Linked DNA regions of Homo sapiens: region 1 is linked to region 2. A link is an interaction called in ENCODE POLR2A ChIA-PET data of the cell type or tissue named here. Cell type or tissue: A673. All regions are shown on one strand. Each heading gives the region's core, and the rest is flanking DNA. Links, peaks and the distances in the headings are about the cores only. Region 1 has its middle 320 kb from the start of LINC02630. Region 2 has its middle 480 kb from the start of LINC02630.

The links. Peaks named below come from ENCODE experiments on the same cell type or tissue, not always from the same donor. Only the 100,000 strongest peaks of a DNase experiment are listed, where the experiment ranks them.
Region 1: POLR2A ChIA-PET joins it to region 2 with 5 read pairs; 2 of 35 experiments call an interaction of 5 or more read pairs at or near these places.

Annotation. Positions count from the first base shown.
Region 1 is chr10:36,217,594-36,222,981 of GRCh38, reverse strand. No RefSeq gene overlaps it. Among named protein-coding and RNA genes, the nearest start is that of LINC02630, 320 kb to the right of the region's middle. In A673, for the core only: no CTCF peak of the experiment used is centred there; a DNase peak (open chromatin) is centred at 2,721.
Region 2 is chr10:36,375,767-36,381,154 of GRCh38, reverse strand. No RefSeq gene overlaps it. Among named protein-coding and RNA genes, the nearest start is that of LINC02630, 480 kb to the right of the region's middle. In A673, for the core only: no CTCF peak of the experiment used is centred there; no DNase peak of the experiment used is centred there.

The DNA.
Region 1 (5,388 bases), core at 221-5,220, 160 kb after region 2:
ATCCTGGAAGAGCCTTTTCGGAATCACCCAGGCTCTAACTTGAAAATGAAACAATTAGCTGGAGTTTTTTTCTCCTTCTCTTCCCTCTACCCTACTTTCCTCCTTTTAAAACTCAATTACTTTCTGTAGTGGATGATGCGGTATACCATAAAGATGTCCCCCCTCCAGAATTGAGGTATTCATTTTCCCAGCTACTTAGCATGTTGAGGCTGAGGCTCTGAGCTGAGCACCTCTTCAGGAATTGGGCTTAACTGAAAACTGCTCAAAGGCACAGTAGAAGCCAGGAGAAATGGAACCATATGCTCAAAGTGCTGAAAGCAAATAACCGTCAACCTAGAATCCTACAACCTGCTACATGATCATTCAAAGATGGGAAAAGCTGAAGAATTTCATATAAGCAAAGAGTAAGAGAAGTTTCAATTAATAGATACTCACTGAAAAAAAACTACGAAAGAAGACATTTCAAGGAAAAGGAAATTGAACCCAGAAAAACGAGTGAGATGCAAGAAAGAATGAATGGTAACAAACATGTTAGAAAATCCATACAACGCAGTAATCGTTAACAACCCATTACAGCATAGGGAAATGCAGCAGATGTGCTGAGCAGCAGCATCACACAAAATGATGGAAGGTGATGAGACAAAGTACTCTGAGATCCCTGAGTCAATTGGGAGGTGGAAAGAGGACATGGGTAACTTCAGACCTATGTACATTAAAACCATAAGGATAACCACTAAAAAATACTGAATGTGTAACTTTCAGACCAGTAGTGGAAAATAAAATGGACCTTGATCAATCCATCACAGAGTATTAAGAAGAAGACACAGACAGAAGGATAACATAAAGGCTGTGATGAGCCCTGGGAACCCCTTTCTGACTGAGCTATTCATTGTGGGACCAGGAATGTTGGCCATTGATGGCCAATCCTTGAAAGGAGATACTGTGTTCAAGTTTACACCCTCTCTCTGGTGACAGCCACCTCCAGTGACAGTCAAAGCAGGTGGGTGATTGCCCAGCTTCCTTGCCTCAAGATGAAATATCTCTTCAGAGCCATCTGAGCTCTTGAGCTTCCGCATGGGAGAAGCTGAGACTTTTGCTGCAAATGCCTCATAGTTCAGTTCTTCTCTTTGCCCAGTCCTGCCTCCTTAAGTCTTTTACATGTATTGATCATGAGAGCATCCCCCAATATAGCTCCTGCATATAAGTTTCTATCTTAGATTTTTTTTTTACCCACGAGCCTGGTCTAAGACAGTTATCTCATACATGCTAGGCAACAGGATAAAACATGAGCAGAAAATAGGGTATAGCAAAGGAATTTCAAAGCTAATGTCAGAAAATAGCTGTAGATTCTGAAGTGAGACTTGACACTTACACCAATGCGGCCTTAGATAAACTCCTTGAGCCTCAGTTTTTTTTTTCATCTGCAGAATAAGATCGATGGGGTAGTTAAATAGGAAGTGCTCAGTGGTGTTAGATAATATTATTCACTGCATGTGAAAATATAATACTGAGAATATCAAAAGAAAAAAAAAGCTAAAAGTGCAATGGCTTTGTTTTGCCTAAAAGACTTTGAAAGAGGTGATATTGAAAAATGAGTAGGACAGTGTCAAACAGGAAAGAGTTGGAATATGCCAAGTAGAAGAATGAATATGAGCCAAATCATGAATGTGTGGGAAATTAAATAATTTGCTTGGGATGATGTATAAATAGAAGTGGCAGGAACTGGAGCTGGAAAGATTGGAGCTAGCCTATGCAGCTTGGATTTTATTCTGACTTATGCAATAGAAGATCCCAATGCCTTTATAAATAAATGTGTGATGTAATCAGATTTAAATTTGTTAAAGGTGGTATCCTGACCCCCGTGGCAAGGATATATTGAGAAGCTAAGGAGAATCTAGAAGCCAAAAAACATACATGGAGCCTATTGCATTGGTCCAAGCTAAAGATGGGAACTGCCTGAACTAGGGCAGCGGCAGAAGAAATTGAGACTGGAAGACAGACTTTTAAAAACTCCAGAGGCAAAATGAAAGGCATTTAGGATGCATAGGTGAAAAGAAAGAAAGAAAGAGGAGTCAAGGACAGTCTCTGAGTGTGTTAACTTAAGTACGAGATTGAGAAAAGGGAAAGGCAAATTTTATCTACAGCATGATCAGTTTTAGATATTAGATTAGCAAAGAATTATATAAGGAGACTGGAGTGAAAGAGGCTAAATACAACTTCAAACAGAACAATACTGGAACAGTGGGGTCATTGTGCATAGAGAAACAGTCATCTGTCAGTGTGTCTGCAAAATGATTTTCTACCTGGTTAGGTTAGCATATGGAAAATATGTGCTTCTTTTCCCATGGAAAAAGAACACTTAGACACTGCATAACTAGTCATACTGCTTCATTCTGAATACCTGAATGTCGGTTTTCAATGGACAATTCAGACTGGTTTTCATGCACTGTTCACTGATAATTTATAATATGCACAAATAGTCTTCTCGATTAGATTTATATCCATGCATTTAAATTAAGATCCACTTAGACTGATGCCTCTGAGTCTAGCTGAAAAGATGCCAAAAGTAAGGCTTTTAAGTTTTCAGACTTTTGGGGATTAATTCATCCACCAGAAGCACAGTAATTCTATATGTCCAAGTTTGGATGTATTTGCTCCTTCTGAAAGAAACAATGATGACACTATGCTGACTTTGAAAATGAATCAAATAGAAGGAAAAGCATCATGCAAAGCCAAATTGAGATTCATTTGCACATATTTGGGACTTAAAAGATTTTTGCCATCATTTGACAGGAGCCCTGTTGGAAACTATTTATGAGTCATTTCTAGTGGGCTTTTTAAGGGAGACTCAGCTTTGAATTGCACAGAGCCCTGAAACAGACGCCTTTCTTTCTATAATTGTCTCTGTCTCTGAAGCCCCTGTCAGCAGGACAACTGCAAAGCCATCTTCAAATCCAGTGAAAGCATGAAGCCCAAGAAGAAATTTAGCACTTGAACACTCAACTCAAATGGCTCAATGTGAAAGAAGGCAGACTAGAAAGAAATTTTAAGATTTCAACTGGATACAAAATCATTCATTCTTAACACCTTAAAATGGCTGCCTGTGAGAAATTGTACCACTAAAATTGTTTATAGTATTCTTAAATATCAAATAGTTCCAGCGGCAAATTTATAGAAAATTGTAATGGTATTTCATGAAAAAAAAAATGAGCGTGACTGTCAAATTGTATTTCTTACTATCTTCCGCTCATTCAGCAATTGACCACCTTCTGGAAAGATCGGGCTGTGCGTCTGTGTTGAGGTTTCTCCAACTAATCAGCAAATATTCACTGAAGTCCTAAGGTGCTGAAATGTTCTTGATCAAAGGAAAGTAAAATGTTTTTATCATAAATATATTGACCCTTATGTTTCAAGAACAGCAGACTGTGTCACATAAAGACACTGCAAAAGATGAAGCCATGTAGAGCTAGCTATACACCTCAATCTTTGTAAATCTGGCCCAAAGTGAGTCTCCAAGGACCAACATGTCCAGCTGCTAGTGCTGTTTTTAGCAATTCTAATTGTCCATTTTAAGCTTCTAAACAAACTTCTTTTATTCTATATTTGTCTAAGTTTAAAAGTCTAGAACGAACAGAATCATATCAGTGCATCTGTGAGGTTTGAAACCTGTCCCCAAACTTTTAAAACATTTTTCCCATTGAGAGATGGTGCCAAAGTCTCTCCTAGAATCTGAGTTCTCATTACCTGACCAACACAATACCAGTGGAGGTGGTGCTGTGCCAGTTTCTAGGCCCAGGCATTACGAGCCTGGAAGCTTCCACTTACTGTTTCTTGGTACACTTTTTCTTAGAGCTCAGCCACAATGCTGTGAAGAAGCCATGCTGCCCAGTGGAGATGCACATATGGAGGAAAACCCACAGGAAGCCACTGTCCAGGGGAGTAAAGATGAGCTCTTCTCACTGAGACCTCTAAATTGAGATTCGTGAGGAAAAGACAATCAAAATATCAAAATTATCAAAGACATTAAACCAAAACAAATTCTAGAGTTATATGTATATAACTGATGCATATGCAATATATAAACATGTATTATGTATGCATATATAATTACATTATATGCAATATGTAGAATATATATTATATATACATGCTCTATAGAGAAATGTAAAACCCAATGAAGGAATTAATTAGCTGCTTAGATAAAATTGAAGAGAGGTTTCAAAAGCAAGAAATTAACTGGAAAAATTGCATCAAATATAACATAAAAGCAAAGATGGATAGAAAACATGAAGGAAAGGTAAAGAGAAAGATTTATTATGAGAAATGAGGAAAAAGCAACATTTGAATTGGTAATTGCTGAAACATCTAGATTTAAGAAAGGCATGTTTTCTCCATTAAAAAGTTCAAAGTGTTAATCCCAGCCATTTGGGAAGCTGAGGTGGAAGGATCGCCTAAAGCCAGGAGTTCACGTCCAAACTGGGCAACATAGCAAGACTCTATCTCTTAAAAAATAAAAAGGCCAAAGTATTGAAAGCAGGATAAATCAAAGGAAGTCCATCCACAATATGTTAGTCTAAGTGCAAGCCATGAAAGACAAAACGGAAATCTTAAAAGTAGCCAGAAGGAAAACACAGTTGACCTACAAATGAACTGAAATTAAGCTGACAACCTATTTCTCAACATCTCAACAACAGTAATGAAAGACAAAAGATAGTGGTCAAATATCTTCCACATACTAAGAGAAAATAACTTTCTGTCTAGAATTGCATTCTCAAAAAACAATAATTCCAAAACTAAAAGTAATTTTAGGTAAACAAAAACAGAGAAGGTGTATTATGAAGGAGAACACTACTTTCTCACTTGCAATATATCATTCATGGTAGGTTCCTCTAAAGGAAGCTAAATTAGTATAATTCTAGGCTTTCCTTTGTCTCTTAAATTAAGAAGATTGGCCGGGCGTGGTAGCTCAACCCTGTAATCCCAGCACTTTGGGAGGCAGAGGCAGGTGGATCACCTGAGGTTGAGAGTTCAAGACTAGCCTGACCAACATGGAGAAATCCCATCTCTACTAAAAATACAAAATTAGCGAGGCATGGTGGCAGGCGCCTGTAATCCCAGGTACTCAGGAGACTGAGGCAGGAGAATCTCTTAAACCCAGGAGGTGGAGGTTGTGGTGAGCCAAGATTGCGCCATTGCACTCCAGCCTGGGCAACAAGAGTGAAATTCCATCTAAAAAAATAAATAAATAAATAAGAAAATTTAGGCAAGTCCAAGGAAAACAACTTTACAAGGAGAGTTCTTCTTTATACTTGGGAGAGAGCTGCTCACAGAAAGCATATTTTTTTTTCAGCTCATCCAAGGACAGCACATCTGCCAACCATCACACAG
Region 2 (5,388 bases), core at 123-5,122:
GCCTTGACCCTGCTACTGAAACTATCTGCCAATGGGCCTAGGGGGAATCATGCACACTAGTGTCTGGGCAGACAGGGCTGCCAACATTGGTCTCAGCATTAAACCCAAAAGATATCCTGTAACTCAGCTCCAACACCCCCTCAGCTATGCTCCTAGTTTAGTACTGCTTGGAACTCTTGGGAGATGCACCTGGATGGGCTTGCCATTCTCCATCCCATAACAGTTCCCAAATGGGTTCTGAATCTCAGCTCCAGCCTCATCTCAGCCGTGGTCTGGGAACAATTCTGTCTGATTAGGGAACTGGCTGGGAATATCACCCACCCATGCCACCAGGTCAGGCTTGCCAACATAATTCTTACAGCATATTGTGAATTAGCCCTGAAGCTTGAGTTAATTAGCCCCTCCCAGCTGTGGTCTGGAAGCAGTTCTGCCCAGCTAGGATTCTAGTGGGAGACATGCCCATCTGAGTGTCCATGGGAGGCTTGCCAAACTTTGTCCCAAAGTGGATCCTCAAATGACCCTGGATCTTATGCCCCTTTTGTGTAGAGATTGATAACAGTTCTGCTTGCTTGGGGACCCAGAGGGAGACACGTCTAGCAGTGCCCCTATAGGTAATGCCCTGACTTTGGTCCCATTATGGATCTTGAATAACCCTTAAAAATTGGCTCCAATCTTTCTCAATTACAGTCTAAAAATAAGACTGCTAACCCAGAAACCTACCAGGATATACGCTTAGTTATGATCCTGGAGACTGGCCTGAACTTCTCAGTCTCAGCTGTGGGCCCTGAAACAACCTTGAATCTTAATTCCAGCCATCTCAAATCATGGACCAGGGCAGTACAACCAGCCCAGGGCAGATCATCCAACCAGTGATCCAATGGAAGCTCTCTCAGAGACTCAGAAAAGGCCACACTCATCAGCATACTGGGTAAATTCTGAAGCAGTACATCATATCAATATCAGCTCCACATACTAAGATCTTAGAGATGGTCCAGTTCACCCAGGGACCAGATAGAACTCATGCCCAAGAGAACCCCTGGAAAGAGGCCTGTTGATTATGGTGTCTACTGCAGACCCAATATCAGCCACATGACCTGGATCTAATACCACTCTACTGCCTACTGCAATCCCAGAGGCAATCTCCTTAATCCAAAGACCTAATAGGAGAGGATTTTAACTTGGCAAATCCAGTCTGTAAAGCCTGAGAGATGAGTTTGCTCCTTTCAGCGTATAGACATCAATGCAAAGCTACACAGATAACAAATAATCACACAAACATTATACCACCAAAGGAAACTAATAAAACTTCAATAAGTGACTCCAAAGAAATGGAGATGTGTGGATTGTCTGAAAAATAATTCAAAAGAATTATCCTAAAGAAGCTCAATGAGATGCAAGAAAATACACATAGACAACTAAGTAAAATTATACAAATATTAAATGAACAAATAAAGAAGTTTAATATAGAAATAGGAACCATAAAAAAACTCAACAGACGCCCTAGAGCAGATGAATAATATGAAAGAACTGAAAAACTGAGTTCTAACAGTGGACTTGATCATGCAGAAGAAAGAATTAGTGAACCCAAAAGTAGGTCACTTGAAATTAACCAATTAGAGCAATAAAAAATAATGAAAAAAAGTGAAGAAAGCATAAGAACCACCAAACATGAATATAGGCATCCCTTGGTATCCACAGGAAATTGGTTCCAGAACCCCTCATAAATATAAAAATCTGCTAACACTCAAGTCCCATATATAAAATGGCATAGTATTTGCACATAACCTATGCATACCCTCACAATATGCTTTAAATAATCTCTCCATTACTTATAGTACTTAATACAATGTAAAAGTTATATAGTTATTATACTGTATTGTTTTCTAGTATTATTTTTATTGTTGTATTGTTATTTTTATTGTTTTTTAAAAATATTTTCCATCAGTGGTAGCTTGAATCCATGGATGCAGAACAAGCAAATATAAAAGATCAACCGCATACAAACTACTGGAATACCATAAAGAGAAGAAAGAGACAAAGAGGTAGAAAGCTTATTTAAATAAATACTGCCTGAAAACTTCCCAAATCTTGGGAGTGATATGAATATACAGTTTCAGGAAGGTCAAAGCTGTCCTAGCAAGATCAATTTTAAAAAAGGAAGACTTTGAGACACATTATAATCAAATTGTCAAAAATCAAGAAAGACAGAAAAGAGACTCTTGAATAAAGGAAGAGAGAAGAAACTTGTCACATAGAAAGAATATTCCATAAGGCTATCAGTAGACTTCTCAACAGAAAGCTTGCAACCAAGGAGAGGGTAAAGTGACATACACAAAATTCTAAAAGAAAACCAATCAAGAGTATTTTGCCCAGTAAAGCTGTCCTCCATAAATGAAGGAGAGACAATGATATTCAAAGACAAACAAGCTGAGGGAGTTCATCACCAGGAGACTGGCCTTACAAGAATGCTTAAGAGAGTTATTTGAATTGAAATAGAAAGATAGGCTGGGTGGGGTGGCTCACGCCTGTAATCCCAGCACTTTGGGAGGCCAAGGCAGGCTGAACACAAGGTCAGGAGTTCGAGACCAGCTTGGTCAATATGGTTTCTACTAAAAAATGTAAAAATTAGCTGGGCATGGTGGCGCATGCCTGTAGTCCCAGCTACTTGGGAGGCTGAGGCAGGAGAATTGCTGGAACCTGGGAGGTGGAAGTTGTACCACTGCACTCCAGCCTGGGTGACAGAGCAAGATTTTTTTGTCAAAAAAAAAAAAGATAATAAGTAACTACGTGAAAACATATTAATGTATAAAATTCACTGGTAAAGGTAAATATATAGTCAAATTCAGCATACTCTATTACTGTAAAGGTGGTATGTAAATCACTCTTAATTTTAGTATAAGAATTAAAAGAAAACTATTAAAAGCAACTATAACTATAAACAATTAGTTTACAGATACACAATATAAATAGACGTAAAGAATGGACCAATAGCATAAAATTTCGAGAGAAATAAAAGTGTAGATTCTTTGTATGCAATAGAAGATAAAATACTATTAGCTTAAATTAGGGCATTATAACTATAAGATATTTTAATTCAAACTTCATGGTAACCACAAAGAAAAAAAAACTCTAGTAGAACACAAAAGAGAAAGGAATCAAAGCATATCACTACAAAAATCACACAAAAAGGCAGCAAGATTGGAAGAGTGGAACAAGATAACTACAAAACTAAAAAAAAAATTAGCAAGATGGCAGTAGTAAGTTCTTACCTGTCAATAACTACTTTAAATGTAGATGGATTAAATTCTGTAATCAAAAGAGATAGAGTAGCTGAATGAATAAAAAGACAAGATTGAATAATATGCTCCCTACAAGAGATTCACTTTAGCCTTAAGGGCACACATAAACTGAGAGGTAGGAAATAATAATAATAAAAAGGATATTCCAGGCAAATGATAACCACAAGAAAATGGAGGTGGCTATACTTATATCAGACAAAATAAACATTAAGTCAAAACTGTAAGAAAAGACAAAGAAGGTCACCATATTATGATAAAGAGGCTAATTCATCGAGAGGATATAAGAATTTTAAGGATGTATGCACCCAGTATCAGAGCACCAAAACATGTAAAGCAAATATTGATAGATCTGAAGTATGAGATACGCTGCAAGAAAATAATAATAGATGAATTCAAGACTCCTACTTTCAATAATGAATCAATTATCTAGACAGAAAATATTAATAGATCTGAAGTATAAGATACACTGCAAGAAAATAATAATAGATGAATTCAAGACTCCCACTTTCAACAATGGATAAATTATCTAGACAGAAAATCGGTAGGGAAATAATGGATTTGGACAACGCTTTAGGCCAAATAGACCATAGATCGACCGAACAGACAAATACAGAAAATTCCATCCAGCAGCAGTAGGGTACACATTCTTCTAAAGTGCACAAGAAACGTTCTCCAGGAGAGATCACATTTTAGGCCACAAACAAGTTTTAACAAATTTAAGAAGCTTGAAATCATATCACCTATCTTTTCTGTCCACAAATGAATAAAAGTAGAAATCAGTAACAGGAAAAGTCTTGGAAAATTCATAAATACATGGAACTTAAACAACATGCTCACCACAACCAATGGGTCAAAGAAAAAAATTAAAAGTAAAATTAAAAAATATTTTAAGACAAATGAAAATGGAAACACAAGATACCATAAGTTATGGGATGCAGCAAAACTAGTTCTAAAATTGAAGTTTATACGTCAAAAAAGAAAGATCAAAAATAAATAATATTACGCCTCAAAAAAACTAGAAAAAGAAGAACAAACTAAGTCTAAAGTCAGTAGAAATATGGAAATAATAAATATCAGAGCAGAAATAAATGAAATAGAGACAAGAAAGACAATATAGTAGATGAATTAAGCTACAAGTGGTTCTTTGAAAAGATAGACTAAATGGACAAACTTTTAGCAAGACTAAACACAAAAGAAAAAAGACTCAAAATCAGAAATGAAAGAGAAGATATTACAAATATTACCACAGAAATATAAAATATCATGAGACTACTATGAATAATTAGAGTTACACACCAAGTTGGATAACCCAGGAAAAACAAGAAAGTTCTTAGACATATACAACCTACGAAGACTGAATAAAAACAAAATGGAAAATTTGAACAGATGAATAAGGAATAAGGAGATTGAATTAATAATAATAATAACAAAATCTCCCAGAAAAGCTCTGGAACAGATGCCTTCACAGCAGAATTCTACCAAGATTTATAGAACTAATACCCTCCTCAAACTATTTCAAAAAATTGAAGAAGTACATCTAAACTCATTTTACAAAGTCAGCATCAAAACATCACATTGTACCCCATAAATATACACAATTCTTATGCATCAACTAAAAAGAAATTTTAAAAACTTATTAAGAACCCATTGGGATGGGTTTAAAAGTTATTTGGACACATTGAAATACAAGATTAGTGAGTTAAAGATCGCTAAATTTAAAACATAAAAATTCAGATAAAAAAGAATGGACTGTGAGACATTACACAGATACACAAATATATAATATATGTATATATAATGAACATATAATATATAATGTCTCATTCTATTCTATTTTATTATCTGAAAAAGATATTGTAGGAATATATATATGTATGTATACATATATGTATGTATATGTATTCCTATAACGTTCTTATAATGCAATATTTTCCTCACAAACCAATAGCTCTCTATTTCCAAATCCCTGTGCTTGACATTTAAGGTGTTTCATTGAATAGTTTACTAAATGTCCTGCAGTACCCAGGACTTTATATCCTAATGTGCACAGAGAACATTAATACTGTCTTTTAGAAACTTGTATGTCTTT